2 separate regions of the Mus musculus genome follow, and region 1 is linked to region 2. A link is a loop called in an ENCODE intact Hi-C map of the cell type or tissue named here. Cell type or tissue: heart. All regions are shown on one strand. Links, peaks and the distances in the headings refer to the core of each region. The heading gives the core; the rest is flanking DNA. Region 1 holds the start of Klhl18 (kelch-like 18). Region 2 holds the start of Setd2 (SET domain containing 2).

Region 1 (15,523 bases), core at 4,706-12,705, 56 kb before region 2:
TGCACACAACAACAAAGGAACCGTCTACGGTGAGAAGCATCCCCAGACACAGGCTTCTGACGGTCATTCACCCCGCCAAGCTCCAGAAGCATCAGGGAATCCCATGGATGGCTCTCCACTGCTAACAGGGTTGCAGACCGCTGAGCCTCCAGCTTCCCATGTCAGCTGTCAGGCAGCATTTCGTGCACAGTCTCTCACAGCCGCCCAGTCGGCATCCAAACGTTAAACTGCACCATCCAAAATGTAAATCAAAATGAGAAAGAGATCAAAGCCTTTCTTCCCTTCATCTTTCCCTTTCCTTGTTGTTTTGAAGCAGGCTCACCTTGTAGCCAAGACTAGCCTGGAGTTTACTAGGTAGCCCAGGCTGACTTTAAATTGGTGTCAGTCCTCCAGTTTCGGCCTCCCATGTTTTGGGATTACAGGCGAGAGCCACCACACCTGGGCAAAAGCAAACTTTTGCTGAGTATCGAGTTCTTGCCACAAGTGCTTTGCTCCTCAAGGAGTGTATTCTTCCCCTGTGACTACTTTAGAGACCAGGGACTCTAAAAGTGAACACTACTTTAAGAAATTGGGAGGAAGTCTTGTGAATAAACTAGTCAATGAGTGTTCGGAAGTTTAAGATCATACACGTCTCCATGTGTGGCATGGAGCTTGTGCTGCAATCTCAGCACTCTGAGGCTGAGGCTGGAAGATCACCAAGTCTGAGACTGCCCTGGCTACACAGTCAGTTTCCGGCCAGCCTCAACTACAGATCAAGACTCTGTATCAAAGCTACCTCCACCCCCAACCCCTACCAAAAAATACAAATAAAAAGAAAGAAAGAATTAATTAATTAATTTGCATCTAGAAGTCAGCCAAAGGGTCTTTCTTTTCCTCTCTGCTGCAACATCTGTAGTGTTGAATTTAGACACACTAACATCACCACCTTCCAGGCTCAGAAGTGACTCTAAGGTGGTTTGGTTGTATCCTGCTCTGTGTGCTTCATGCCATCTGCCCCGGCGCAGGAGAGTCAGCTGACAGAGAGCGTAAAATCATCACTTCCACCCATACAAAAATAGCTACGTTGGATCTCAGCTAATGCAGTTTTGTGCCTTGGATAAATCCCTTAATAGCTCTAAGCTTCAGGCTTTTCGTTCTACAAAATAAATGGCTTTAGTAGAGCCCTCTATGGATTCCTTTTAACATGGTTATTCTAGCTCTATAATTACCCTGTATTATACACTATACCATACATAACAAATATGGCATGCACCAGCAAGTCCTGACTTCACGTCCTTCTCCACCTACTCCTCTATTGCAGACAGGGAACAACTTCAGACTCACATGTGCAGCGCTCCAAGCCAGCTTCAGGGGAAATTCTGTACCTGGATCTGGTGGCCCAAAAGAAAACATTCTAACACTGTGCCCTTCGCTCATAGAAAAGGCATTTCCTTCTGGAGGTTAAAGTCTCTAGTTCAGAAATTTTGCAGGGACAGAAGAGATGGCTGTCGGGTCAACTGTGTGCCACACAAGCCCCTCAGATTTGAGTTCAAATCTTGGAATCCACAAAAAGGCAGAAGAATCGACTCCACAAAGTTGTGTTCTGACCTCCACACGTGTGTCATGGCAAAGTGTGCACCCCACACCCCCACACCCATCACACAAGCACACAGTCCTCCCCCTCTCCTCTAAGCTCACGGGGTCTGTGAATACTAAATATTCAGGGTTGCTGACAATCTCCCCATTCTGTTTTCACAAATACAGAAGAAAGGGAGTGTGTGAGTTGAGGGGAAAATAGGAATAACCCCCCTGCGGCCTTGAGATCTCAGGAGAAAGGATGTGACCTGGATCTGGGAGGTGGCTGGACCCGGGTGAACCTGATGCTCACTTTGGAACTCTGTCAGAGGCATGGGGATGAGATGGGGAGAGAAGCTGAGAACTTCCACAGACACAAACTGCTCTATGCAGACCTCAGTCACATCCCACAGGTTGCCAAGAACCTGTGGGCCATCCTCCTTGCCAAAGAGAAGAACCATGGGGTTTTGTTTTGTATCTAATAAGTCCATATTCAAAACAAAACAAAAACTACTCAGGAGGCAGAGGCAGGCGGGTCTCTGTGAGTTCGAGGCCAGCCTGGTCTGGAGGCCTAGCTCTAGGACAGCAAAGATAAACAAATAAACCCTGTCTTGAAAAAAAATAATCAACCAACCAAACAAAAAAGTTCAAGTGACTGCAATAAGAAAGTGTTTTTTAAATTCTACTTTTAATTAACTAATAAATTTAGAGGTAGGGTCTCTTTATTTAGCTCTGGACTGGAACTCAGAGAGATACCCCTGCCTCTGCCTTCAGGGTGCTGGGATCAAAGGTGTGGGCCACTAAACTTGGGTAAAATGTGATTGATTTTTAAAAACAAAAACAACTAATATATTACTCTTCTTTGTCACACTTCTACTTAACTACCCAACAGGCTCCCAGGGAATTTAAGTTTAAACATTTCCAAAAGGAAAATTAAATCTAGGTTCACTCGTCAGCCGTGGACTTTGAGGTGTGAGAAGACCATGCATGCACACTTTCAGTCTTCCTCGGGATGAGAGGAAAGAGGAGAGCTTATGGTGTTAAGACTGAAGTATCGACCATCTAGTGATTGCCATATGCAGGGATCCATCCCATAATCAGCTTCCAAACGCTGACACCATTGCACACACTAGCAAAATTTTGCTGAAAGGACCCAGATATAGCTCTCTCTTGTGAGACTATGCCGGGGCCTAGCAAATACAGAAGTGGATGATCACAGTCAGCTATTGGATGGGTCACACGGCCCCCAATGCAGGAGCTAGAGATATTACCCAAGGAGCTAAAAGGAACTGCAACCCTATAGGTGGAACAACAATATGAACTAACCAGTACCCCGGAGCTCTTGTCTCTAGCTGCATATGCATCAAAAGATGGCCTAGTCGGCCATCACTGCAAAGAGAGGCCCATTGGACTTGCCAACTTTAGATGCCCCAGTACAGGGGAACGCCAGGGTCAAAAAGGGGGAGTGGGTGGGTAGGGGATTGGGGGGGTGGGTATGGGGGACCTTTGGGATAGCATTGAAAATGTAAACGAGGAAAATATCTAATAAAAAAAATTAAAAAAAAAGACTGAAGTATCTTAAATCCCATCACAAAGCAGTAATTGAAGTAAGTCCTGACGCTGTCAGTCACAGAGTGCTCAACACTAGACTGTAGAAACTACACTACAAGTCTAACCCTACTTTTGCCTAGTTCAGCCTGTAACCTTAAACAAGACCTTTTCAGGCTCTGGTCTCAACTGTAAATGCAAACTATTGAAGTAGAGCAGTAGACTGCAAACTCTTTGAAGGCAAGGGGCATAGATAAACTAAGATAAATTCAAAACTGCACACCTAAACCAAGTGTAGTGGGGGCACTGTTATCAGTTCAAGGTTATTTTCTGCAAGCCAAATCCAGCATACATAAGACCCTGCCTCAAAAAACAAACACAAATAGCTAGGCATAGTGGGAAAGGCCTTTAATCCCAGCACTTGGCAGGCAGAGGCAGGCTAACCTCTATGAGTTCCAGGGCAGTCTGGTCTACAGAGTGAGTTCCAGGACAGCCTGAGCTACGTAGTGGGTAACTGTTTTGAAACAAACACAAACAAAACAAAACAAAAAAACCCTGCCAATGGAACACATACTTTTATTTATACTTTGTCTTAGCTAGGGTTCCATTGCTGTGAAGAAACACTATGACCAAAGCAACTCTTATAAAGGACAACATTTAATTGGGGCTGGCTTATAGGTTCAGAGAGGTTCAGTCAATTATCATCAAGGGCGGAAGCATGGCAGCATCCAGGCAGACCCGGTGCTGGAGGAGCTGAGAGTTCTACATCTTATTCCAAAGGCAGCTAGGAAAAGACTGGCATCTTAGGCAGCTAAAGGGAAACTCTCAAATCCCACCCCTACAGGAACACACTTCCTCCAAAAAGATCACACCTACTCCAACAAGGTCATACCTCCAAATAGTGCCACTCCCTGGGCCAAGCACATTCAAATCACCACATACTTTCTTCGGAAACATCATTAAATTATTATTAATGTCAGAAGCAATGGCATGCACCTATAGTCCCAGTTATTTTGGAAACAGAGGCATGAAGATCACTTGAACACAAAAGTTTAGGGCCAGCCTGCTCAACACATTAAGATCTTATCTCTTGGGGGCTGGTGAGATGGCTCAGTGGGTAAGAGCACCCGACTGTTCTTCCGAAGGTCCAGAGTTCAAATCCCAGCAACCACATGGTGGCTCACAGCCATCTGTAACAAGATCTGACGCCCTCTTCTGGAGTGTCTGAAAACAGCTACAGTGTACTTACATATAATAAATAAATAAATCTTAAAAAAAAAAAAAACATATCTTTAAAAAAAAAAAACAAAAAAAAAAAACAAAAAAAAAAAAAAGATCTTATCTCTTTAATTATTATTAAAGGCTTGAGAGATGGCTCTGTGGTTAAGAGCACTGGCTACTATTCCAGAGGACTCAGGTTCGATTCCCAGCAACCACACAGCAGCTCACAAACATCTGTTATTCTACTTCTGAGGGATCCAATGTCCTCTTTAGCCTCTAAGGGCACCAGGCACACAAGTGATGTACATCTGTACATGCAGGAAAACACATCCATACACATAAAACCAAACAAGTAGAAAATATAGCTGGATGGTGGTGGCATATGTCTTTAATGCCAGCACTTAGGAGGCAGTGGCAGGTAGATCTCTGATTTCAAGACCAGTCTGGTCTACAAAGGGAGTTCCAGAAAAGCCAGGACTACACAGAGAAATCCTGTCTCAAAAAAAACAAAAACAAAAGAACACACAATAAATAAATAAGTAAACAAACAATAAAACACAGATACCTACTATTCATTGAGCATTTATTACATGAAGTTTGAAGCTAATTAACTAATTGAATCCTTAGCAGTCAGGTGGGTAATGATGTCCATTCACAGAGGAATAGACTGACTCACTAGCATTTAAGGAATTTAAGTTTTGTCAGCTATGAAGTGGCAGAGCCAGGATTCAGATCCAGGCAGAGCCTGTGCCATATTGCCTCTCAGATCATAAGATCAGCAACATTCCCAAGAAAAACCCAGCACAGAGAGATTACAAACGCCAGCAAATGCGTACAAGATGAAAAGCAGACAAGTTATGTCTGACTTCAATGGAGAATTCTGAGCATTCCAGAGGTCAGCACCTGCAGAACCACCTCCAACTCCAAGCACCAGCAACACTCCACTCCTCTGTGTGTGTGTCACCAGGAGGGGCCCAGAACAGGCAATACTCGTCCTCTCTACCAGGCAAGCAACTGCTGTCACTGCCCTAACAAAAAACAGGTGGTTACCTTCTCAACAGGTTGAGCTCCCTGACTCCCGGCTTGGGGAACTAGCGCATTACTGACCTCAAAGGAGATTCATTGACTCTGAATACATCCTGAGAGGACAAGTCCTTTATTTTATAGCTATGGTTCTCACAATGCAGTCCTAGAGGAAGACAGCATCACTGGTGAACTCGACGGGGCTCATGCCAGACCTATGAATCAGAAATCCCAGGGTGAGCGATACGAACAAGGCCACCAGGTGAGTCTCATATCTGCTGAAGTTTGCAAACAACTACTCTAATTGGGGTGGGGTGGGGTGGGGGGGAGCTAGTTATTAAACCGCTAACCAATTCTTTAGAATCTGCTTATTTGAAAAACAGTCTGGACTCATGGGAAGGTGGAGAAAAGAGTAAATTATGAGAAACCAAGACAGATTTTGCAGAGAAGCTCTTGTGAGTAGTGACTGTAGCATTGGTGTACTAGGCCTTTCGATGGCTCCTAGCACCAGAATTCTCCTGAGGCTCTATAGAAGGGGGTTTTGGAACCAGTGAAATAAATGTTGTCTACAGTCTAGCTCCGGTCTATGCTTTTACACAGGTCCTTATGACTCTGACCTGACACAAGCAAAGTAACTGAGACTTGCACTCTCAGTCGGAAAGACGTTTGAATGATACAATTGTTCCTTTGCCTGAATGGAAAAGATTTTCGTGGGGAAAAAAAAAATCATACAAGCAATTTCTGCTGTAAGTTTGGTAGATTCAGCATTTATGTTGAACGCAGAGGCAAATGTATGGCTTTAGGGAAGTAAGTATCTGTGACCACACTCCATCTATCTACCACACAGCTTTCCTTACTGGCTCACCTCTTACAGCCCGAATCTTTAAAAACAAACACTTTTCTTTTTCTGCCGTCTCTTTGTGTGTGTGTGAGAGAGAGAAAGAGAGAGAGAGAGAGAGAGAGAGAGAGAGAGAGAGAGAGAGAGAGAGAGAGCGTGCAGGTGCCACAGCACACCTACGGAGGGCAGAGGGCCATTTTCAGGGGTCAGTTCTCACTTCCACTATGTGGGTCCCAGGGATGCAACTCAAGTCATCAGGCTTGGCAGCGAGTCCCTTTCCCCACTCAGCTTGTCACCAGCACACAGCCTAAATCCTAGCGAAAAACTTCTTTCTTATTACTGCCTTTCAGCAGCCTCTACATCCCAAAGGTCGGTGCCACAGTTAAATCAGTCTGCTTCCAAATCTCTACTGGCCTTGCCATCTTCTGCCTCCTCTAATCCATCTTATTTTTTCTTAATCCTCTTGGTTTCCCTATCTTATCTGAGACGATCTGCCCCTTCTCAGACCATTTCACTACTCTAATTAGAGATCCATTTCTTTCAGGATTGATGAAAAAGTTAACATAGGTGCTATACAAAGAATACCAAATATCTAATCCTCACTAATGGTGAGATTTAAGAATCGTCTTTAAGCCGGACAATGGTGGCGCACACCTTTGATCCCAGCACTTGGGAAGCAGAAGTAGGCAGATTTCTTAGTTCCAGGCCAGCCTGGTCTACAAAGTGAGTTCCAGGACAGCCAGGGCTACACAGAGAAACCCTGTCTCAAACAAACAAACAAACAAACAAACATTAAACACAAAAAAAAAACCCCACAAACAAACAAAAAAGAATCATCTTTAAACTGAGTGGTGATGGCTCACATCCTGACTTGAAAAACCAAAAACAAAGAACAAAAATTATTTTCACATTTCGAAATTTAAACTTAAAGAGATTAAGTAATGTGCCCATGGTTACAGCTAGTGTGTTCTTTCTCCAAAGCCACCCTCAGTTTGTTTTGCTTTTTAAAGTGCCAAACCATTAACCATTCAACTTTTTTTTTTTTTTTTTTTTTTTTTGAGACAGGGTTTCTCATAGACCTGGCTGTCCTAGAACTCACTCTGTAGACCAGGCTGGTCATGAGGTCTGCTTGCCTCTGCCTCCCAAGTGCTGGGATTAAAAGAGTGCTCCACCACTGCCCAGGAGCCACCCTATTCATTCCTACCAGTCTGACTCGAATACATGGAGAAGCAATGCTTCCTTAACTCAGTAGAAGATAAAGTCTAAGAGGTGTCTGTGTCTTTCTGTTGTTTTGAAACAGGAAGAGGGAGTGTCACACCGAGACAGTAAGAGCCTTCCAGGCAAGGTCCAACAGGAAAAACCACAGGCAGGCAGTATCCCCACCTGGAGGGATCTACCTGGCTCAGCAGGGCACCAAGGTGCAGCCCTGCACGACTCAAAGCACAGGGGGCACTGGCCCTTGACACCAGACCAGAATGCTGGATGGGAACAGGTGGCAAAAATATCCCTCTCCCCAAACAGTCCTTTAGCCTGGCCTCCAGGACCTTTTAAGGTGGTGACAGTAGATTGTTTTCCAGCATGGAAGAGAGTAGCCCACATCAAAAGATTTCCAGATCCGATTCTAAAAGCGCCAAGGGCAAGCAATGACTCCTGAAGAGAAGGCTTAGCATTTACAACAGCACAGCCAACTTCAAGGAGCCCAAAGAAATGACTTTAGGACAAGATAGGATGTCTTAGTGGTACCCATCGGAATGTGGAGTCAGCCACCGCCCCTTCCTCCATGGTCTGCCTGTAAGAACATTTTCTCTTTTCTGTATGACAGAAAAGGAGGCGGATACCCCAATGTCTCCTGCTCTTAGGGCGTCAGAGGCACACCTCTCAATCTTTCCTTCCAATGGCTGAACGGCTGTCCCCTTTACTCTCCCAACTTGGCCTCATTTCCCCCTCTGCGCTTGGCACCGCTCTCTACTACTCTGTTCCCCTCTAACCTTTCTCCACCCACAGTCGGCTGGACCACTCTTCCCCTGTCCACCACCCTTTTCTTCCCGCTCAGTCCCTTTCCCCTCAGCCAGCCACCGCCCAGACCATGGTACCTTTAGCGTCACGTCGCATAGCTTGCCCTGCCGCCGGATCTCCTCCATGACGCCGTAGCCGCGACTAGGCAACTCCGACACGGAGAAATGCACCAAGTCCTCCAGCTCCTCCGCGCCGTCCTCCACCATCTTCCCCGGCCGCCGCAACTGCGCAGGCCTGGCCAGCAGGCTTCACACTAACCAGGGCGGGGCAAGGGCTCACGCTGAAGGCTGCCCAGAACGCGAAGCCGGAATCTCACTGGCCTGCGCGGCCACCGTACCCACAAAGTCCTCGACACCGGAAGTCTCGCTGCCCCGCTTCCTGGTTTATACATAGCCTTTTTCCCCCCGTAACTCAAACTCAGGCTTCGCATATACAGCTACTCTAAGCCTTCCAGGTTAATTGACTCCATCTCTGTCTTCTTTGTTCAGCTCTGACTTTCCCTGTATCTTTAACGGAGAAATGTGGGCTTAAATTCCGCCACCACCCTACACTACTTCCGTAATCCCTGCAGGCTTCCTGTTGCCATGGCGACTGTGTACACAGCCAGTCGGCTAGCTGTCCTGGTTGCGAACAGAGCTCCCTCAAGTTGCTGCAGTTCTAGCGGTCGCTCTACCCGAGCGCCACTGCCCCGCGAGGTGAGCAGTGGTCACGAGCCGGTGGCGTTAGGTAAAAGGGAAACCTGGTGGGGATATCCTCCCAGCTGCTGTCAGTGGCTGGGTTCCTAACTCCTTTGGTTCTTTTATTTGTGAAAAAAAAAAAAAAATCGGAGACACCCCTGGAGATGCTCCTTTCAACCTGGTCGCAGCTTAGGGGAGCTAGGAGTTTCTGATGTTCCTTAGTCCCACGAGTCTCCACTGAGGTCCCACGACTTGCCTTAGACGGAGAGGGCGTGAGTTTGAGTGTCAGAGATCATTAAGACACGGTGTCATCACTTAGAGCCTTCTAACTACCGAAGAGGAAAACCCTCTAGAGGGGCACAGGAATGGGACCAAGGCAATCTGTCACACACATTTTAGAAAAGCATTCCACACACTGGGTGAGAAATAGGAGAGTGGCCAGTTTTGCCTGGGTGCAAACTTTGGGTTCATCTCATGCTGAGATGCAGTAGGACCCAGTGTTGTGGGTTTAAAGGGTGTTTGTTTCTTAGTCTTTATCCCTGATCGAGGTAAGAGCATGGTAGGTATGAACGCCTAGTGCCTATGAGTAATCCCATTGACTTCTTGTCAAGCCTTCGTGGGTGTTAATGTATATCCTGCTCATTCCCAAGCCCAAAACAAATGGAGAAACACTGACTCTCTCAGCACAGAGGTCTCCTGGTGGCTCGTCAGAGTCACTTTATTATGTGAAGTATGTAAGGACTGTGTTCAGATTTCTGGGAGTATTCCATCCTGAGGGGGAAAAAACACTACCTAATGGGAGGGTATCTTGAGACTGAGCATGGCTTCTTGTACTGGGAAATGAAGTATCCTCCCCAGAACGCTGCAAGTTCAGGGATTAGAGTAGTGTGGGAGGGGAGTGACATATCACATACCTTGGCACTCTCTCAGTAGTGGCTGAAGATGGTGGACCCACCTATGGAGATTCAGTCACCCTCTGACTTCCAGCCATGAGTATCACCATCAACTACCATTTCTTGAGCACCTGGTGTGTGCTGGGCGCTGTTCTGGACCTTGTGGGGGGCATCACAAGAGGTAAACGGCACGACCCTTATCCTCAAGCAGCTTGTAATTTGACTTGGGAGCTGAAGCCCACATAAATGAAGCGGCATAAGAACGGTAGCAAGCAGTACCTCAGTAAGTGCGAAATGGCATGTGCTTCCTTCCGCGGCACTGTTGGCTAGTGGGCTCCCGAGAGGAGTATAGACCCTCGGAAAGGCTTGTTGCCAACTGCGCATGACTCCAGGGATGCTCGGCGGCATGAGCATCCGGAGGACCCTGGAAAGGTCGGATGGGGGGGCTGCATGTGCACGCGCGCGTTGGAAGTTGTAGGGCAGAAACGGGGGGGAAAGCTCTGGAGCAGCCTTTGAGCTGGCCTGTGAACCCGCTTCCAGAACTCTCTGGATTCTTTGTAATTCCTTCTAGATGTTATACTCAACGGCACTGGAACCTTCCTGGGCAGGAAGATAAGACTCTTGGGGCTTGTGTTCAGAAAGGTTTCCCAGAGCTGTAGAAACTGAGTATTGAGTAAAAGAAGCACAGCTCCCATCTGGAGATACTAACCCCAATACTTGGGAAGCTAAGACAAGAGAATTGTGAGTTCAAAGCCAACCTGGGCTACACAGTGACACCCTTTCGCAAGGAAGACTTTATTTTTTTTTAATCGTGAACAACAAACCACTTCTCTCTGTTCTCAGTTCTCAGTAACAGAAAGTAAACTCGGAAGTGAAACCTTCAGTCTCCTTAATGTGGGGTCCAAGTTAGAGGCCGTGTGATTTTTTTCTAGAGCTCAAATTTGCAGACACACACACACACACACACACACACACACACACACACACACAAAATGTTCAGCCAAACTATGTTCTTTTCTTACTCCAATATTTTTCAGATTAATTTTCTAAAAACAAAAACAAAAACAAAAAAATTGGAAAGATCCAGCAGAGTGCTAGGGAAGACTCATGAAACAGTGACATGTGTGGACACAGAGGGTAACTTGGAGGAACTGGGTCTCTTCTTTGACCATGTAGGTTCTGAGGATCAAACTCAGGCCATCAAGCTTTGTGGCAGGTGCCTTTACCAGTGACATCTTGTGGGCCCTCAAAAGCCTTGTTTGTTTGACACAGGGTCTCAGTATGTAGCCTTGGCTGGCCTGAAGCTGGATTCGTAGACCAAACTCATAGACCCACCTGCCTGTGCTTTCAGAGTGCTAAGATTAGATGCATGTGCCACCACACTCGGCCGCTTAAATGACTTTAATACATACTAGCAGTAGTTCTGTGTCACGTGAGAGCGTTTTTCCGTAAAGGTATTTAAAAAATTACTAAACATCCCTTCAGAATGTTAGAAGAGTGAATCAACTCCTTTGTCTGGCATTTCACTTTTGCGGCTATATGCTTGCTATTCCACCCCACTCCCCCCCCCATCCCCCCAACCCTGTGTCCCCGTCTGCTCACCTGTCTACCTGCCCTCCTACTCCTTCCCTGTCTCCTCCTCCTTTAAAACTACAGGTTGCTTTAGGGGCAGGGGCTTCATTCCTTTTTAAACTGGCCCAACCCTGATGGGACAATTTAAAGGGAAATGTACAGTGAAGCCTATGTCATGCTCTGTGGACCTTCTCTGTACTTAAACTTTGTACATTGTGCAATAGTAGTTCCAAAAAGCCAAGTGGTGGTGGCGCACACCTTTAGTCCCAACACTCGGGAGGCAGAGGCAGTCAGATCTCAGAGTTCTAGGCCAGCCCAAACTACAGAGTGAATTCCAGAACAGCCATGGCTACACAGAGAAACCCTGTCTTTGAAGAAAAAGAAAAAAAAATAGTAGTTCCAAATGGGTTTGTCTTCTTTGAGCCAGGGCCTTGTTTATCCCAGACTGGCCTTGACCTCCATATGTAGCTGAGAATGATCTTGAACTTCTTCTGACCTTAATGCCTCTACCACCCGAGTCCAGAGATGTTAGGTAAGCATAGCACTGCCACCGGCACCTGGCTCTCAGGAAGGGCCCATCTTAGGGCTCTAAGGTGTCTCACTGGGTAAAGTCCGTGCCGATTCAAGCGTGAAGAGCTGAGTTTGGATCCCTAGCTCCCACATAAAGGCTTCGAGAACAGAGACAGATGCATCTCTGTGGGCTTTCTGGCCTGCAAGTATAGCCAAAAATGGTGAGCTCCAAGTTCACTGACAAACCTTGCTTCAAAACATAAGGTGGAGATCAATGGGGTAGACATCCCATTTCTACTGCTAGCCTCTACATGCACTTACAAGTGAGTGTACACACACACACTGTTTCATCTTAAAACTCTACTATGCTAATTTGCCTAATAAGAATGACATTTTTAGTATAGTATATATTTGTGTATATATGCAAATATGAATTTTTTTTAAGACAGAGTTTCTCTGTGTAGCCCTGGCTGTCCTGGGACTCACTCTATAGACCAGTCTGGCCTCAAACTCACAGAGATCCTCCTGCCTTTGTCTCCAAAGTGACAAAATGACTGGGATTAAAGTCATGCACCTCTTCATGTCAGCCACCCATTTAGTATATTTTCATCAGCTTTTCTTGATTTTTTTTTCATGTGTAATTTAGCTAGACTTAACAAAATTAATGATTTTTACAAGTAGATTTTTACTTCTCTTTCCTTGGAGCTCTTGGGATCTTGTGTCCTTGATCATCACTGTACGTCATGAGACACTTGAAAAAGCGATCAAGTTTTCAGTCCCCCTTAACGTCATAAAATTCAATAGGGCTCCACAGTCTACGTCTGTAATACAGTCCTTGAGAAGGAGACAGGAGCACAGGAGGTAAAGGACAGCCTTGGACCTGTGAGATGACTCATTTGCCTTGTTAACCTGGCGACCTGAGTTTCCTCCCTGGAGCTCATGTAAAAATGGAGAGAATGAACAGTGGAGCCCATGTAAAAGTGGAAAGAAAGAACTCTGACCCCACAATCTGTTTTCTGATTCCCACAAAAGTTTAACTAATGTTTAAAATTAATTCTTACAAAAGGCCAGCATGAGATAGATATACAAGCCCTGGTCTTAAAAGAAAACAAAATTAGTTGGATTATCAATTCTACTTAATCAGTTCTTTGCTCCTCCACTATCTGGACTCAGTGCAGCAGCCCCTTTGGCAACATCTCTCTTAACTAGCAGTTGACTTGGCTTGATCCTTAGTGTCTGTGACCTCAAAGTATTTTCTGTTATGAGATGACTCTTCATATTAGAAAGTCTTTTAACTAAGCTGGCCCCCCTATCGCTTCTATTCTCTTGTTTTACAAAGTGTCCATCCCACAAAGCTCCACCAGCATTTGTTTTAATGTTTAATGTTTAGTGTTATATAAATGGGTAAAGAATGTATGTGTGGCTCCCTGTTTGGAGGAGCCTGGAGAGATGGGTCCACAGTTAAGAGCACTTGCTGTTCTTTCAGAGGACCTAGGTTCAATTCCCAGCACCCACATGGTGGCTAACAACACTCTTTAACTCTAGTTCCAGAGGATCCAATACCCTTTTCTGGTCACTGTGGGCACTGATCATGTTGTATGCAGATATTTATGTAGAAAAAATACCCGTACACATAAAATATAAACAAAACAAACCTTATCTTTTTAAAAAATGAAAGTGGTGAGAATATAACTAGGTTTGAGAAGAGCAAGAAGGGACAAGAGACTGATTTTTTTTTCAGTAAAGTCAGAGAAGAAGACTATTGATTATGGACTAGATCAAGAACACTTAATTAGGGGCTGGAGAGATGGCTCAGTGGTTAAGAGTGCTTATTGATCTTTCCAGCACTCATGTCAGGCAGTTCATTACTGCCTGTAACCCCAGGTCCAGAAGATTAGACACACTCTTCTGGCCTCTAGGGTACTTACAAACATCATGTGGCACATACTCACATAGACACATACAAATAAAAACTGAAAAAGGAGAAGAAGAAGAAGAAGAAGAAGAAGAAGAAGAAGAAGAAGAAGAAGAAGAAGACTAGCAAGATGGCTCAACAATTAGAGCTCTCACCCTGCAAGCCTGTACTGCCATACACTGAAGCAAGTGTCCCTCATCCACAGAAATAATAATAAAAAAATATATCTTTTGAAAGATCCTGGACTGGAGAGATGACTCAGCAGTTAAGAGCACCGACTACTTCAGAACCAAAGATCCTGAGTTCAAATCCCAGTAACGACATGGTGGCTCACAACCATCCATAATAATATCTGATGCCGCCGGGTGTGGTGGCTCACGCCTTTAATCCCAGCACTCGGGAGGCAGATGCAGGTGGATCTCTGAGTTCGAGGCCAGCCTGGTCTACAGAGTGAGTTCCAGGACAGCCAGGGCTATACAGAGAAACTCTGTCTCGAAAAACCAAAAAAAAAAAGATCTGAAGCCCTCTTCTGGTGTGTCTGAAGACAGCTACAGTGTACTTACATATAATAATAAATAAATCTTAAAAAAAAAATAAAGAAAGTCCCTTAATCTATTCTGTTCTAGTTAGTGCGTTGGACAGGTGTGAAAGAACGGCTGGCTTTAATGTGTTCCAGGCAAATGTGTCAGGAGACTAAAAGAGCAAGCATAAATGGGTTCATCTTATATGCAGGACATTTCTAGAAACAGCAGCTAAAATTAAGCCACTAAAAGGGACCAGTTTTTTTTTTCTTCTTTAGATTTCAGTCTCTTTGGAATCGTGGTGGAAAAATCACAAAGCAGCTGAAAGACAGGAAGCACGTGTACTTACAGGGCAGGGACTGTGGGTTGTGATTCATCTCTTGTAGCCAAGGCTGTCCTCCAACTCACAATGGAGCTGAAGCTGGCCTTGAACTCCAATCCAGCTGCCTTTACCTCCCAAGTATTAGGGTTGCAGGTGTGCACCACCATGCTAGGCTTTTATTCTGATCTTATTGAATGGCATCTCCCTCCTGGTTGGTATTTGATGATGGCTACTAAAAATATTGTCGTTCTCCTTTCTCCAGCTAAAATGGGTACTAGGAAAAAGGTTCAAGCGTTTGTTCGAGTCAGGCCTACTGATGACTTTGCTCATGAAATGATCAAATATGGAGAAGACAACAAAGTAAGTGCAGTGTGTTTGACTTTGTTTATGCAGACCTTCCCTTTTCACACAGCCATTTAAAGACCGCCACAGAGGGACTGGAGCGAGAGCTCGGTGGGTACAGATGCCGGCCAGCATGCAGCATGCCTGAGGGCCTGAGGACTGTCCCCTCCATCCGAATGGTGGAGGGAAGGAACCAACTCCTAAGAGTTGTCTTCCAAATTCCATACACATGCTATTGTGTGCACATTTACACACACACACACACACACACACACACACACAATTTTCATCAAAGGGGCTAAGACAGAATTGATAGATGTTCATGTAAACTCTAGAGTCAGTCCATCAACTCCAAACTCTGCTGTTAGTGAGGAATTTCTTGAGATTCTCATTTTTTTTAATGTGTTCATATGGCGGGAGGAGCACACTGGTGTGCTCCAGCTCAGGTGTGGAAGTCAGAGAGCAGCTTGCAGAACTGTAGTTTCTCTTCTCTCATGACGTGGGTGCTGAGGAATCAAACTTGGATTGTTTGGTTGGTAGCAGGCACCTTTCTTCACTGAATCATCTTGCT
Region 2 (14,269 bases), core at 6,270-14,269:
AGTGGCCTTGAACTCCTGTTCGTCCTGCTCCTGCCTCTTAAGTGTTGGAATTTTCAGGTTTTCCCCACTATACTGCCAGTGTTTGCTTTTTGCAGTTACCCATAGAGTATTACCAACCTAGGACTGTTTTACTCCCTTCAAGAATTCCAGCTTAAATGCTGAGAGATGTAGCTCAGAAATAGAGCATTTGCCTTTGTAAGACCTGTGTAAGGCCCTGGGTTCAACGAAAGGAGGAAAAGTTCCATCTTGAGCCAGGTGTTATGTCAAATCCAATAATCTAAACACTTGGGGGCAGGGTGCTGAGGGAGGAGTATCTTGAGTTCAAGGCCATCTTGGGCTATATATTGAGACACTATCCCAAGAAAGAAAATTCCAGCTTAGTGTTGGCATTGCATGTTCAGCTTCTTATCTTGGGGACTTTAGAGTTCCTTTCCATATTTTAAGCTAGCTTTAACATTTGCTCCTTTCCTGCCCCCTGCTTTAGTGACAGCCTTTCCTATTCACTCTCAGGGATCCTAGCAGTGTATTAAAAGAATAGAATTTAACTATCAAAAGAAGACCTCTAGAGGACCAGCCCCTTCCTGTTAGTTTCCTATTGCTGTGACTAATACCTGGGAGTCACAGCCTAAAAGTAGGAAGGATTAAGCCATTCTGCCTCTTGAGTGCTGGAAGCAGGAGAATCAGGAGTCCAAAGTTATCCTTATTTGCATAGGAGGTTCAAGGCAGGCCTGGGCTTCATGGAGACCCTCTCTAGAAACAAACAGAAATAGAAACAAAGGGAAAAACAAAGATGAAAGATTTACTTTACCTCGTAAACTGGTTCCATTGTTATAGGCTTATGGTAGCATCAGAAGAGCATGGTGGAGAGCTGCTTGTATCATCAACGCGCTCAATCTGAGAAGGACTGGGGTGGATCAAGGATATGATAAACCTATCAGGCCATAACCCCAGTGACCTACATCCTCCAACCTGCTCCTACCTCTTGCGTCCCACCACCTTCCACTAACGCTATCAAGTTATGAATCCAATGGTGGATAAATTCGTTGATTAGCTCTCACTTTCCTATTACCTCTCAATGATCAGATCTACCCATGGAGACTAAGCTTGCAAACACAGGAACCTATATGCTTTAAGGTATATAGTATATAAAGTACTTCATATCCAAACTATTGTTGGGGTATATTGTGTGAAGGTTGTCTTTGTATTTTTCAATTGTTAATTCTGTAACAGCAAACCTGAACTTTGATATTGTTATTCTTATGGCTCATCACCTGCCTCAGTATTTTGTAAACATACACCTTCTTCATTTACTGATTGGTTTAATAAAGATCTGATGGCCAACAGCTGGGCAGGAAAGGGAAGTCGGGACTTCTCTGGACTGAGAGGATCTCTGGGAAAAGAGTCATGGACAGTTGGGTTACTAAGTTAGATGAGCTAGCTGGGAGGTAGCCTAAGCTATAATAAAATTAATAAGTCTCTGTGTCATTATTCGTCCACTGGTGGGTCCAAGAGAGTCCAACAATAAACTATAACATCTTTTCTCTTTTGAATCAATTCCCTGTCAGATTTTATGTAGGCCACTGAAGCATGCATGCCTATTTTTTTGTTTGTTTTGGGATAGGGTCTCACTATGTAGCTCTGGCTGTCTTGGAACTCACTAGGTAGCAGGTGGAGCTCACAGCCACCCACCTGCCTCTGCTTTCTGGCCGCTGGGATTAAAAGTGCATGCCGCTATGCCCAGTACACGTCTCCTTTTAAACATAACTGCCAGGGCATTTCAAACGTTTTACACACCTTCCTTAGACTGGAAGAATGAAAGTGTTTAGATGGAATGTTACTTTTCATAGCAGTTGCACTGTGCAGAGGTGCTTTGTCTCCAGACTGTGATGTTTGCAGGAGCAATGATGACGTGCACGTAACATGGCTTGTGAGTCCTCGCTAAGACCACACCTCCTCATCAATTTCCCTTCTCTTCATCTTTTTTTTTCTAGCACAATTATATGAAAACCATGGTGGGCCTCCAACAGTCACACAGAAAATAGTCTCATCAATAGCTTGAAGACCAGCAGCTCTAGTCTGTTCTAAGGAAGCTGCTAAACCACATGCCCAGAGTTCCAGCCACTCAGCTGCAAGCTGGGACCAAACCCAGAGAACACACAATTGCCTGCCTGCTAGGATGAGCATCCTCCAAAGGACACCCTTGCTCCTCTTCACAGAATATTTTTGATTTTAATTTACTACTATATGTAAAAGCAAGATAAAATTACTTTTTATTTCCTGTCTGAAAGGACATCTTCCTTATGTACAGGTTGTGGCTAAAACCAAGTCCTACGTTTGCCTAGCAAGCATCACACCTGGGATTTGATCCCTAGCAAAATGCACACAGACACAGACTCACACACACATACACACACACAGACACACCACCCACACAAACACGTACGAATGCATGTGCACACATAGGGATGGGAGGAAGATTGGGAGTATAACTCAGTGGTAGAATACTTGTCTAGCATTCATTAAGCTCTTCCATCTCCAACACCACCAAGAAGAAAAATAGCTAATATGGTAGCTAGGCATGGTAAGACAGGCCTGTAATCCCAGCATTTGGGTGGTGGCGATGGGAAGATCAAGAGTTACCCTTAGCTACATATACAGTTCAAGGTCAGTAGGAAACTCTATCTCAAACTAATTTTATTGAGTAGGAAATCAAAACAGCAATTCAGGCTCCTCCTGACAGGTGTTTCCCCATGGTCAGTCTCTCCTCTCTTCTGTGGGCATCCTGACATGAGCTTAGTCTGAGAATACTTCTAGTTCTCTCAGTCCAGACTTTCTCTGCTCCTGGCCTCTGAAGACAAGAGGAAATCCTTCTTCCTTGCCAACCAGAAGAGTATCAAATATAGTTAGTGACCTACAAAAGGCAGAACTAGGTCCCTGTGCACAGGAGTACATGACCTTAGATAGCACAGCCTTTCTGGCCAAGCACACATGTGCAATAGGTGTTGCAACTTCTCTGTGTCTTGGCCCCTCCCTTTTCTTTCTTAGTGAGTGGCTGAAGGTAAACTCAAGTGAAAGTGACGACAGGAACAGGGGTCACCCCAGCAGGGTTGAGCAGGGAGGAGGAAATGTTCCTCCTGAGTCAAGCTCTCAGGCTCTGTGTGCTTGGTGATGGTAGCACGGGGAAGAGCTTGCTGCTCTGCTAAAGGCAAACACTGTCCCTCTGGACACTGACCAGTGTGGTCTCTGCTGATGTTGTGGGCCAAGGCTTTCACCTTGAACATGGTATGACAGTGATCCTCCATCTGATACCCTTGACTGCTCAGGATGCTAGAGCTCCCACAATGGAATTACCTGGAAGCCTGGCAAGGGAAGCAGTGAGCGAAAATACCCCAGATTAGACTTCAGAGGTTAACTTCTCTCCGAGGGCTGTAGGTCCTTGGATTACTTTATATGGGGAAAGTTGTAAGGAGCTGGGACAGAGGACATGGTGAAGTGGCTAAGAGTGCTTGTTCTGCAAGTATGAGGATCCAAGTCCAAATCCTTTATACATGCATAAAAACCATGGCTGCACTAATGTTAAACTCAGCATGGGGGGCAGAGACAAGCAGATCTGGAGAGCTTGCTGGCCATCCAATATATCCTAAACAGTGGGCTTCCTGTTCAGTGACATACCCTGTCTCACAGTAGTAAGATAGAAAGTAATCATGGGCCGGGCGATGGTGGTGCACGCCTTTAATCCTAGCACTTGGGAGGCAGAGGCAGGCAGATTTCTGAGTTCGAGGCTAGCCTGGTCTACAGAGTGAGTTCCAGGACAGCCAGAGCTACACAGAGAAACCCTGTCTCGAAAAACAAACAAAAAAAACCCCAAAAAAACAAACAAAAAAAGCAATCATGGGAGACAACTGATGTCCTCTGACCTGTGTGTGGCTGTCACTCATACCTACACACTTGCATGCATGTACTACATCTAAACCCCCCCCACCAACCGATCCCTCTCATCTCCGTTCCTACCCCAGGGCCTCATTATGTAAGTCAGGCTAGTCTAGGACTCAGTGATCCTTCAGCCTCAGCCTGGCCAAGGGTTTGTATTGGAGGCATGTACCACCACACTACAGCAAGGAGATATTTTCTTACCTAAGAGGAAGAACAGTGTGACTGTCTGAGGTGTGGTTTCCATGTGGAATAGATATAAGGGGGTTTGGTTTGTATGGTCCTGAGTTTGGATTCTGCCCTGTACCCAGGTAAAACCAAGGTATAGTGGCTGTAAAGCTAGCCCTGAGGTCAAGGGGCAACAAAGTTGGGGTTTGGATATAGGTATATCCTCAGAGCTCACAAAGAAAAACTTAAAAAGATTGGTAAATGAGGGTATAAAACTTGAAAAATTATCACATAATATATAATTTTGTGGTTAGTAGATAAAACAAGATAGAACAAACGTCTTCTGCAACAAAGGCATAAAATTTGAAAGCAGAGGGGTGAGAACTTGAAATTTGCCAAGGCAATTTTATATTGTTTGGGGAAGAAGAAAATACTTTTTTATATATCCAGTACTTTTCCACTAGGATAGGAATGACTCTTCAGGATGAAGGTGTTGTGTGAGTTTATGGAAAGGGAGGGATATTATTTCCCAAATGTCATACTGAGCCTAGGGTCGTGTTGCTAATGCCATTCTTGCCTGCCTTCCATCAAGAAAGGGAACTACACAAAGTCACTGCGCTGAGAACTTGAAATTTGCTTGTCCTTTCAAACTTGAGCATTTTCCCTCCCTTCCAGTGCTTTCAGACAGAGTCTTCCCATGTCCCAGGCTGGCACTATAATCTCACTCCTGGCTCTGGAGTACTGCAGTTACAGGTGTGACTTCTCACAAAGGCAGCATCTGCTGAGGAGTTGAGACAATGCTCTGACAGTTCTCACTGGGGGAAAGGATTAGGTAGAGAGGTAGGAAATGAGTGCTGGATAGGAAGTAGCCTTCCACTCAGTTCCAGTTCCTTCTCAATGGGGAAGGACCTTTTGTCTTTCCTAAGTCTTAGTTAGGTTCTGATTTGAGTCAGAACTCGGGCCTGGACACACAGAAAAAAACAAAACAAAACAAAAAAAAAACCCTGCTATTAGGGGAGAAAAGATACCACCTACTGATATCTTAAAACATATCTAGTTTCTTATGGGCTGTATCAGTCAATATACTACATATCCATCTGTATATTAGTCAACATATTAGCTGTGGTTATAGTTCCGTGGTAGTGACTACTTGCTTAGTATTCTAGTTTCATTCTTTTGCTGTGATAAAACACTTGGGCCAAAAGCAACTAAGGGGAGAAAATGGTTTACACTTCCAAGGCACAGTCCATCATTTAGGAAAATCAGAGTAGAAATTATTCTAGCTTTCTTATACAGCCTTGGACCAGCTACCTAGGTAGGTGCTGCCCACAGTAGGCTAGGCCATCCTCCATCAAAATACCTCCCCTACAGAAACGACACAGACCAGTCTGATCTAGACAATTCCTTAACCGATGGTTTCCTCTCAGAAGACTATGGTGTGTCAAGCTGGCAAAGCTAACTGGGATACCTAATGGACACACGGCACTTGGTTCAATTTTCAGCACTGGGAGGGACAAAATTTACAAATAGTTTTGTAGAATGTGCTCAGGGGATCAACTTGTGTCCCCCTGTCCTACTTTCCCCATCACTTTACCAAGCCATAGAACTTACCTGCGCTGGGCATGGTGGCACACGCCTTTAATCCCAGCAGAGGAGGCAGAGGCAGGCGGATTTCTGAGTTCGAGGCCAGCCTGGTCTACAAAGTGAGTTCCAGGACAGCCAGGGCTACACAGAGAAACCCTGTCTCGAAAAACCAAAAAAAAAAAAAAAAAAAAAAAAAAAAAGAACTTACCTGTGGCAATGACCATGCTTTGGCTTTCTCCCCTTTTTTATGAGACACCAAAGTTAATTTTAGGGGCTACTAGTAGCCACCCTAGAGTCTGCTGGAATGGATGTAGTCTGGGCCCATAGGAGCTACTACTAGAAGTGATTCTCAACGTTTTCTTTTTCTCAGTACTCTGAGTGGGAAGAGGTTTCATCTTGGGGATTGTGGACTTTTTCTTTAAATACATTTGGACACTTTTTGTATAAAAGCATGGGATAGCAGTGGCTTTGAATAGGTTTGGCCTCCAAAGACTCCTGAATTTGAAAGTTTGGCCCATAGGTAGTAGCACTATTAGGAGGTGTGGCCTTCTTAGAGGAAGTACATCATTGTGGGGGTGGGCTCTGAGGTTCCCTCTGCTTAGGCTCCGCCCAGAGCGGAAGAGTGATTCCTGGCTGCCATCCGATCAAGACGTACAACTCTCAGTTCCTACTCCAGCACCGTGTCTCAGGCCATGCTTCCTGCCATGATAATGGACTAAACCTCTGAAACTGTAAGCCAACCCCAACTAAATGCTTTCCTTATAAGAGTTGCATTGACCATGTCTCTTCACAGCAATGGAAACCCTACGTCGTGGCATGGTGGCACATGTCTTTAATCCTAGCACTCGGAAGGCAGAGGTAGGTGTAAGGCCTGCCTGGTCTACACAGTGAGTTCTAGGCCAGTCAGGGCTACATAGTGAGGCCCTGTCTTTTTTTTTTTTTTTTTTTTTTTTTTTAACGTATGGAAAGTATCCAATAAGCTAAAAAGTATCTATTGGTTTGCTCAGGAGGCCAATCACATGGAGAATGAGGTTGGAGGTTGGGGAATTTTAAGGCAAGTCTGGGTTGAAAAAGTTTTTTTTCAGACAGGGTTTCTCTGTAGCCTTGGCTGCCCTGGAATTCTCTCTGTAGAACAGGCTTAAGTGTGGAGATTAAAGGTATGAGCCACCATGCCTTATAACATACATTTTCTTTGTCTTGAGTTCAAACTGGGTGTGGTGATATCTCTTGAATATAAACTGGGTGTGGTGGTATGTAATCCTAGTACTTGGGATACAGCAAACCAGATTCCAGAGAATCCTGAACACCATCTCAAAGGTGCTGACCTTTTTAAAAAAGATTTGAATCAAAGATTTGTGGGCCTCAAAATTTCCACTGACCTCCATGGTTTGATATGCTTACTCTATTGGGTTCTGACCAAAGTTACCACTAGACTGAAGTACCATTCATCTGTCTCATGTTAGAGAGCTGTTTACTTTATTAAGGAAATGGGAAACCCATACACCTCATCTTAGGTTCCTCTCAACTTAGTATCCATGCAAAGTAACCCTTTCCTAATGTCAAGTGGCTGCCAATGGCTTATGTGACATTTAAGGCAAAGAGCTCCAATATATTCAAAATATAGCTGGGCGTGATAGCACACTAGAGACTCAGGAAGAGAGCTTCACGCTCTAGGCAAACTTGCCTGGCAGTGGTGGTGCACATGCCTTTAATCCCAGCACTTGGGAGGCAGAGGCAGGCAGAATTTTGAGTTCGAGGCTAGCCTGGTCTACAGAGTGAGTTCCAGGGCAGCCAAGGCTACACAGAGGAAAAACCCTGTCTCAAAAAAACAAAACAAAAAAAGATAGTTGTTTAATGAAAGGCATTGTTGTACAATGTTCATAACATTATCTATGTGATACTCTTCTATTTCAATAGGTAAGGCTGTAGAAACCCCAGAAACAGCCATGCCCAATGTCATAGGACTAGAAATTGGCTGGTATTGGTTTAAAGTTTAGGATTTTATGGACTGGGATATTTCTTACTAGGTGGGTACTTGTCTAGTGTTTAGGAAGCCTTGGGTTCAATCTCCAGCACCATATAAACCAGCTCTGGTGCTGTCTCCCTTCCTGTAACCTCTCTACTATGTGGTCGATGCAGGAGGAGGAGAGATGTTCAAGGTCATCTTTGGCCAACTTACTGAGGTCAAGGCCAGATGGGATACACAAAACCCTGTCTCAAAAAGAATCAAAAAGAGGAAGTTCGGGGTTTCACAAGTCCCTCCTTTTATCCTCACAGCAGTGAGAGAATCTGTTCACAACAAAACTTTCATCTTCAGCAGGTTGTGGTGTCTGGCACCTGTAATCCAGGCATCAGGGAAGCTGGGGTAAGGATTTTGAGTTTGAGGTCAGTATAGCACATAGCAAGTTTCAGCCACAAAGGAAAGCTCACCAATGAATGCAAAACAAAATGGTCGTGGGAGACTGAAACCTAGAGCGGGTTTTGTTTTGTTTTTGGTGGACCTTGAACTTCCATGATATGAGTAAAAGTTACCAGGAAAAAAAAAATCCAGATTAACCTCTAAACAAAATGATAAAAAAATTCTGCTAGCCTACATACAAGTGAAAAAAAATGTAAATGCATGGTAGATGGCTCAGTGAGTAAAGGCACTTTCTGCCTAGCCTTATGATGTAAGTTACAGGACCCACATGGGAGACAAAAATGGACTCACTGTTATCCTCTGATCTCCACGTGCGCATGTGTGTGGCTCAACACATACCATTCCTATAAAAACAATTTTAAAAATACATTTTAGGCTGGGCAGTGGTGGCACACGCCTTTAACCCCAGCACATGGGAGGCAGAGGCAGATGGATTTGAGTTCTAGGCCACAGGAAAAACCCTGTCTTGAAAAACAAAACAAAAAACCTAGAATCCCAGCACCCAAGAGGTTGTAGGCAGGATGAAGCATTCAAGTGTTCAGGGTAAGTCTTAACTACAGAAGATGTTTGTCTAAACAATACGGCCAAGTTAGCTAGTGAAGGATTCTGTTAGATCACATTTCAATTTATTGGTGATTCCAATTAAAAAATTAGTGGCTAATCAAAGAAAATTCCACAAAAGATCTCAACTATCTAATCTGCCACTTTCATGATAAGCAACTGCTATAAATTCAGCGAGGTGTAAATTAGCTAATAGTTTCACGAAATCCTGCTAATCCAGAAATAAAAAGTTTCTAGTTTAATCTAACTTTTTTTTTTTTTTTTAGTAAGACTAATTAATAACCTTTTCCTCAGGACCACCCCCCCCCCCCAGGTCTAACAAACATAGCCTCTCTGACTTTTAGGGCGAGGGCAGAATACCGCGGTGAGGTGGTTTCGGTGGGAACACGGTGGTGGGGGCTGCGGGAGGCTGGCGGGCGGAGGGCGTGTCCGAGAAGCCCAGGCTGAGAAGCAGCCCCTGCTTAGCTTGGTTTTCGGTGCGCGGCCGAGAGCCAGTTGAAGGGGCGAGAGAGACCGAATAAAGGAGCAAGCGGGCGAGGGCGGCAGCTGCGCTACCTCAGTGCCCGGAGGCCAGGCTCTCCCAGGGCTTCGAAGGATGAAGGCGGGTGTCCTGACGGCCTTGGGCTGTTCCCGGGACGGACGCTGTCCAGGGAGGGGCAGCGGTGGCTCCCCTCCAGCTCCGGGACCCGCCTCCAACACTCGGCCCCGGGACTTATTGTTCCGGGAGGCCGCAGGCTAGGCCTGGCCTGGCCGGCGGGTTGTACCCCGCCCCTGCCAGGGTCGGTGGTGCTGGCGCGCCGACTGGCGGCCGGTGGGCTGCCCTGTGCGTGTCTCTTTAAGGGGCTGGGCCTGCAAGGCTGCAGGGCGGGCGGGGTGCGCGTCGCTTCGGGAGTGAGTGTGTGAGGGTGAGAGCGGCGGGCGGGCGGTTGCTGGAGGGAGGGAGGGAGGGAGGGAGCGAGCGAGAGAGCGAGAGAGCGGGCGGGCGGGCCAGCCAGCCAGCCAGCGACGCCGGCCGCCCCTGCCGCCGCCGCGATCGGACCAGCGGCCGCCTCCCCTCCGGTCCCCTCCCCCGCATCGGCCTGCCGCGGGGAGGGGGCTAGCGTCGCCGCCTCCAGCCGCTCCTCATGAAGCCGCTGCCGTCGCAGCAGCCGCCACCGAAGATGGGGGATTTCTACGATCCCGAGCACCCGACCCCTGAGTAAGTCTCTGCTCCGCGGTCTCCCGCTGTCGTTGGTCGCTCCAGCCCGAGGGCGGCGCGTCCTGACCGGTGGCGGCGCGCGGAGTAACGGGCCCCGGGCGGCTTCTCGCGGTCGTGGTGGAGGGCAGGCCGGGCGGAGCTCCTGGAGGCCGCCTCGCTTGGCCTCGGCTGGCCCGGCGGTTGGGCCTGGCGCGGAGAAGGCTGCTCGCGTCGCCGCGGCGGTTGGGGCGGGCGGCCCGGTGGGGGAGGGGCGGCCACGGCCTCCTCTGCCGTTGCCGCGTCCTCGGTCGGCCTGCTTAGGTTCGGCGTTCCGCGCAGCTCCTCCAGGACACTCGGTGGCGTCCCGGGCTTCTGTTGCAAACCACGGTGCATAGTCCGAGGCGCCGCAAAGGCCGACGCCGGCGTCAGGGCGCCGGCTCGTGTAGGCCGAGAATCCTCGGGCTCGGGTGGAAGCTCGGCCCATCGCCCGGCCTATCGGTGACGGCAACTCGGACCGGAAGGGCCTACCGCGCGTCTCCCCGCTTCGATCCGCGGAGGAGACCCGCGTTGCATTCCCGGTTTTGATATTATTTTTGTTTTTTGTTTTCCCTCCTCCTTGGACACTCAATTCTGGCCCAGTAGAGCGATGAGCTTCATATTCTGCACCTTTGGCGCTTGGGTTTTGTAATGGTGGCAAGGTTTGTCTGGTCCCGTTGTTGAGGTGACAGCAGTTTTGTTTTTTAACCTGAAAGTGAAAACCTGGCAAACATTTCTTGATTATGATGCTTGAACACTTTGGCGTCCTATTTCTTAGGTAATAGAATCTAGAATCTTATCTACAAGGATGGCTTTACTGCGTGTGAAGATTTAGTTAAGAGACCCTTTGTATAGTCTTCTCTAAAGAAGATAGTGTACTTGTAAAGCGAAATACAGTTTTGTCGTATAGTTTCTTTTCAGTACACCTAGGGCATTTTTATATTTCTGTTGGGTGTCAGATGGTGGTGTACACCTGAGATACCAACTGAATTAGGATTGCAGGCAGGCTTCCTCAAAACAACAACATAAGTAAAAAAGCAAGCTTCCACTTCAGAGTCAGGAGTCCGTGCGAAGCTTCCCTAAGCCCTCACAAGATCATTTTGTTGTTTTTAGATAAATGGTTTCACCTTGTTGCCTAGGCTGCTCTTGAATTTACTGTGGCTGGCCTCGAACCTGGGATCCTTCCTCTTCAGCTTCTTCAGTGCTGGGATTGCAGGTGCTGACAACTAAGAAAAACCATTGTTTTACCTCAATTTGCTTGTATTGATGTCTGCACATAGCAACAAAATTCATTCCCAAGTTAAGGTTTGAAGGGATGTCTAGTGAAAAACAAAACTTTTCACTAAATTACCACATTACACATTTTTGGGGGAACCTTTGCCAAAGTTTTTCACCTTGGCTCAGAAACATTTGGATCTTACTTAATAGTTCTTTAGTGTTGTAACACAAAAGTTATTTTGTTGGAGTGTTATCTCCACACACAAAGCAAAATCCTCATGTTGCCTTAAAATAAAATTTCATTGGGAAAATTTTGACAATCCTGTTTTTGACCCAAGAACAGCCTGAGTAGTTTTATACTTGTTTTCTAAGTTTACAGAAGCCCTTTAGTGGCCCATCTTAGTTTGTCTTTACTTGACAGATAATCTTGGTACCCAGACCACCTCTGCGAAGGCTTGATGTGCTCTTACAGCAAAGCTCATCTCTTACTTGTAGTAGGAAACCAGCATGGCTTTGTCTTCTCCTGGGTTTTTGGCTTTGGAATAACACTTAAAGGTTTTTGCTTTGAGACTTGAAAAACCTCAAAAGGAATTTGTATCATTCAATTAATGTAGGTTGCGTGCTTATCATGTACAAAGTCATGTGCTAGCCCCCCAGGAAGGGCAAAGAGCCATGCAGTGACTTTCCAGGTTGCACAGTGAAGCTTCAAAGCTCTAAGGATTACATCCTTTTTTTATTGGAGGAAAACATTTTTCATAATATGTGACAACGTGGAGAAGTCTGCCTTTACTGTGCACAGGAGGGGATGCTCAGTGTCTCTCCTGGTCTCGTACTTTACTGCTCTCTTGGCTTTAGAGTGTCAAGTAAGCTCTGATACTGTTTATTAACTTGTATAGGTCATAGAATGTTTTCTTAATACTGGCCTGACGGTGTTGGCAGGCATCTTGAACAACAGTATTACCTGTTTTACATGGAAAGAAAATGAGGCCTGGCCAGGAAAGAAGAGTGAAGCATTAGCAGACCCTGTGAGCTCTTAAACAGGAGTTTAACCTTGAGCGAATGGCTTTGTCTTTACATTTGGGTTTTCTCACTTTGCAAGTAGTTATCCCAATGCTAGCAACTTTCTGGGGCTTTGGAGAAAATTGAATGAGATAATACCTGAACCCTTCGCTCTTGGCACAGTGTGTGTGCAAGTAAGTACCTTTAGCTGGAGTTATTAGGGAAATTTGAGAGGTGTGACTGTGGGGGAAAACTGGTTGTGAAGTGGCCGTCCTTCCCTTTCAGACTTGGGTTAGTTTCAAATGGTTCTTTGAAAAAGAGAAGTTGAGGTGAAATGTAAATTTGCTTTGATTGGAGCTTGAGTTGGGGCCCAGATGGTCTGTATTGTCTTCCACTCACTCTTTAAGTAGTTGCATGTGTGTAGGCCTTGGATTTTTCTTGCAGTATAAATCACATTGTATTAAAGTGAAGTGGCTCTAATCATTTGAGTAACTGCCTAGGTTTCCATATAGTGCAGGGGTACATAGTGAGGGCATAGCACAACCAATCAGAGTCCTCCAGGACCTGTCCTACTCAAGGAGACAAACATGATAAAAAGTGTTTGTTGTTGGGGTTGTTTGTTGTTTTAAACATAGGCCTATCTTGACTAAGGTTGATACTGTAGGAGTAATTGATGTATTCAGCAAAACTTTGTCTTTGTGCAGTTTACATCCTAATGAGGCCTGTAAACAATACATTATACAGAATGGCCAAAGGTAAAATGCTTTGGAAAGTCCTATAGGATACAGGTGATTTGCTGTTAAGTCACAGTATAAAATGGGGTAAGCTGGTAAGCATCCTTGGGAGAGTAAGTTGAGATGGGACATATCTGAGTCTATGTTGTGTGGAGAGTTGAGGGAGTGGCAGGGCGGTCAGTAACCATCACCTAACTCTAATCCTAACCCTAACCCTAAGTGCCAGTGTAGTATAAGCTGCTCAGTGTGGCCAGAATGAAATGAGAAAGTGATAGTCAATTGGTTCACAGTAGGAGGGGTGCGGAGTTTCATAAAATTTTGTAGAGCCATTCTAAAGATTTGGCTGGGTTTTTTTGTTTGATTTTATTTTATTTTTTTTTAGAGGAACCCAGGCTGGCTTTGAATTCTTGAGCTCAAATGATCTTCCTGCTTCAGCTGACTGAGTAGCTGGGGCTGCATGTGCACCCACCGTGAGTGTTGATCAGAGGATCATTTATAGTATCCCAAAGAGGAACAGAGTGGAGGCCTGAAGGAAGACTTGTAAAGAAGCGAAAGGAGAGCTGCTGGTGGCTGAAATGGATGGATGCTGAGGATTAAGCTAACATGGTTTAATGAATGACACAGGTGGTATGTGAGAGAAAATAAGGATGATTGTAAGGTTTTTGGTCTGAGCAGTTAGAAATCTGTTGTCCAATGAACTAGGGATGATGTCAAGAGCAAGCTGGGAATAGTAGTGCCTTTTTAGGCACAGTAAGTGGAGATGATTGTTAGACATTTGGGTTGGATTGTTTTGTTAGTCTGGTTTTCAGGGGAAAGGTCTAAACTGGAGATAGTTTTGTAGTCATCTATTTAGGTAATATACAAACCACCAGACTGGATGAGATTATTAAGACAGTCATTATAGACCAAAAATTCATCATGGTGTATAGTTTAGATAAAATCTTAGTAGGTAGTCAAGGCTAGTGTGAACTCCATGGTTGTTGTGCCTTTGCCTCCTAAGTGCTGAGAATATAGGTGTGCCACCATTCCTGGCAAGGAATACTCTTTTGAAGCGCCACTGTTAAGGTTTAGTTATGTAAGCCTCTTGTTATTTGCTTTTGAGACAGGATCTCACTGGCATCTCCTGGTGACCTTCAACTTCTGCCTTGGCCTTCTAAGGGCTAGGATTGCAAGTGTACACCACCGATAGGTTTGATGGTATAGACCAGTAATCCTACTTGATTAGTAGTCTGAGGCAGAAGGATCAAATAAATATTCAAGGCATGGTTGTGTTACTGAGTTGATTCAAGGCCAGCTTTAGCATCTTAGTAAGACCCTGACTTAAAGAAATGATAATAATGATGGTGATAGAGAGCAGTGGTTAAAAATTTGCATAGATTAAAATCACCATTATGGCCAACATGAGTTCCTTTCTTCCTTCCTTCCTTCCTTCCTTCCTTTTCT

Evidence for each region. Peaks named below come from ENCODE experiments on the same cell type or tissue, not always from the same donor. Only the 100,000 strongest peaks of a DNase experiment are listed, where the experiment ranks them.
Region 1: it touches region 2 in a loop (6-fold over the local background); 18 of 42 quality-filtered maps call a loop at or near these places.

The regions. Positions count from the first base shown.
Region 1 is chr9:110,468,189-110,483,711 of GRCm38, forward strand. It overlaps Klhl18 (kelch-like 18), which reads right to left and starts at 8,506. Exons shown (of 10, transcript NM_177771.5): 1 at 8,278-8,506. The coding sequence starts at 8,406. Kif9 (kinesin family member 9) reads left to right here and starts at 8,806. Exons shown (of 21, transcript NM_001163569.1): 1 at 8,806-8,926; 2 at 14,873-14,970. The coding sequence starts at 14,878. In heart, for the core only: no CTCF peak of the experiment used is centred there; DNase peaks (open chromatin) are centred at 8,483 and 8,783; H3K4me3 peaks cover 2,198 bases; H3K27ac peaks cover 1,526 bases; H3K27me3 peaks cover 1,704 bases.
Region 2 is chr9:110,522,893-110,537,161 of GRCm38, forward strand. Setd2 (SET domain containing 2) reads left to right here and starts at 9,705. Exons shown (of 21, transcript NM_001081340.2): 1 at 9,705-9,860. The coding sequence starts at 9,787. It overlaps Kif9 (kinesin family member 9), which reads left to right. Exons shown (of 21, transcript NM_001163569.1): 21 at 835-1,548. The coding sequence ends at 945. In heart, for the core only: a CTCF peak has its summit at 9,452; DNase peaks (open chromatin) are centred at 9,469 and 10,189; H3K4me3 peaks cover 3,891 bases; H3K27ac peaks cover 2,789 bases.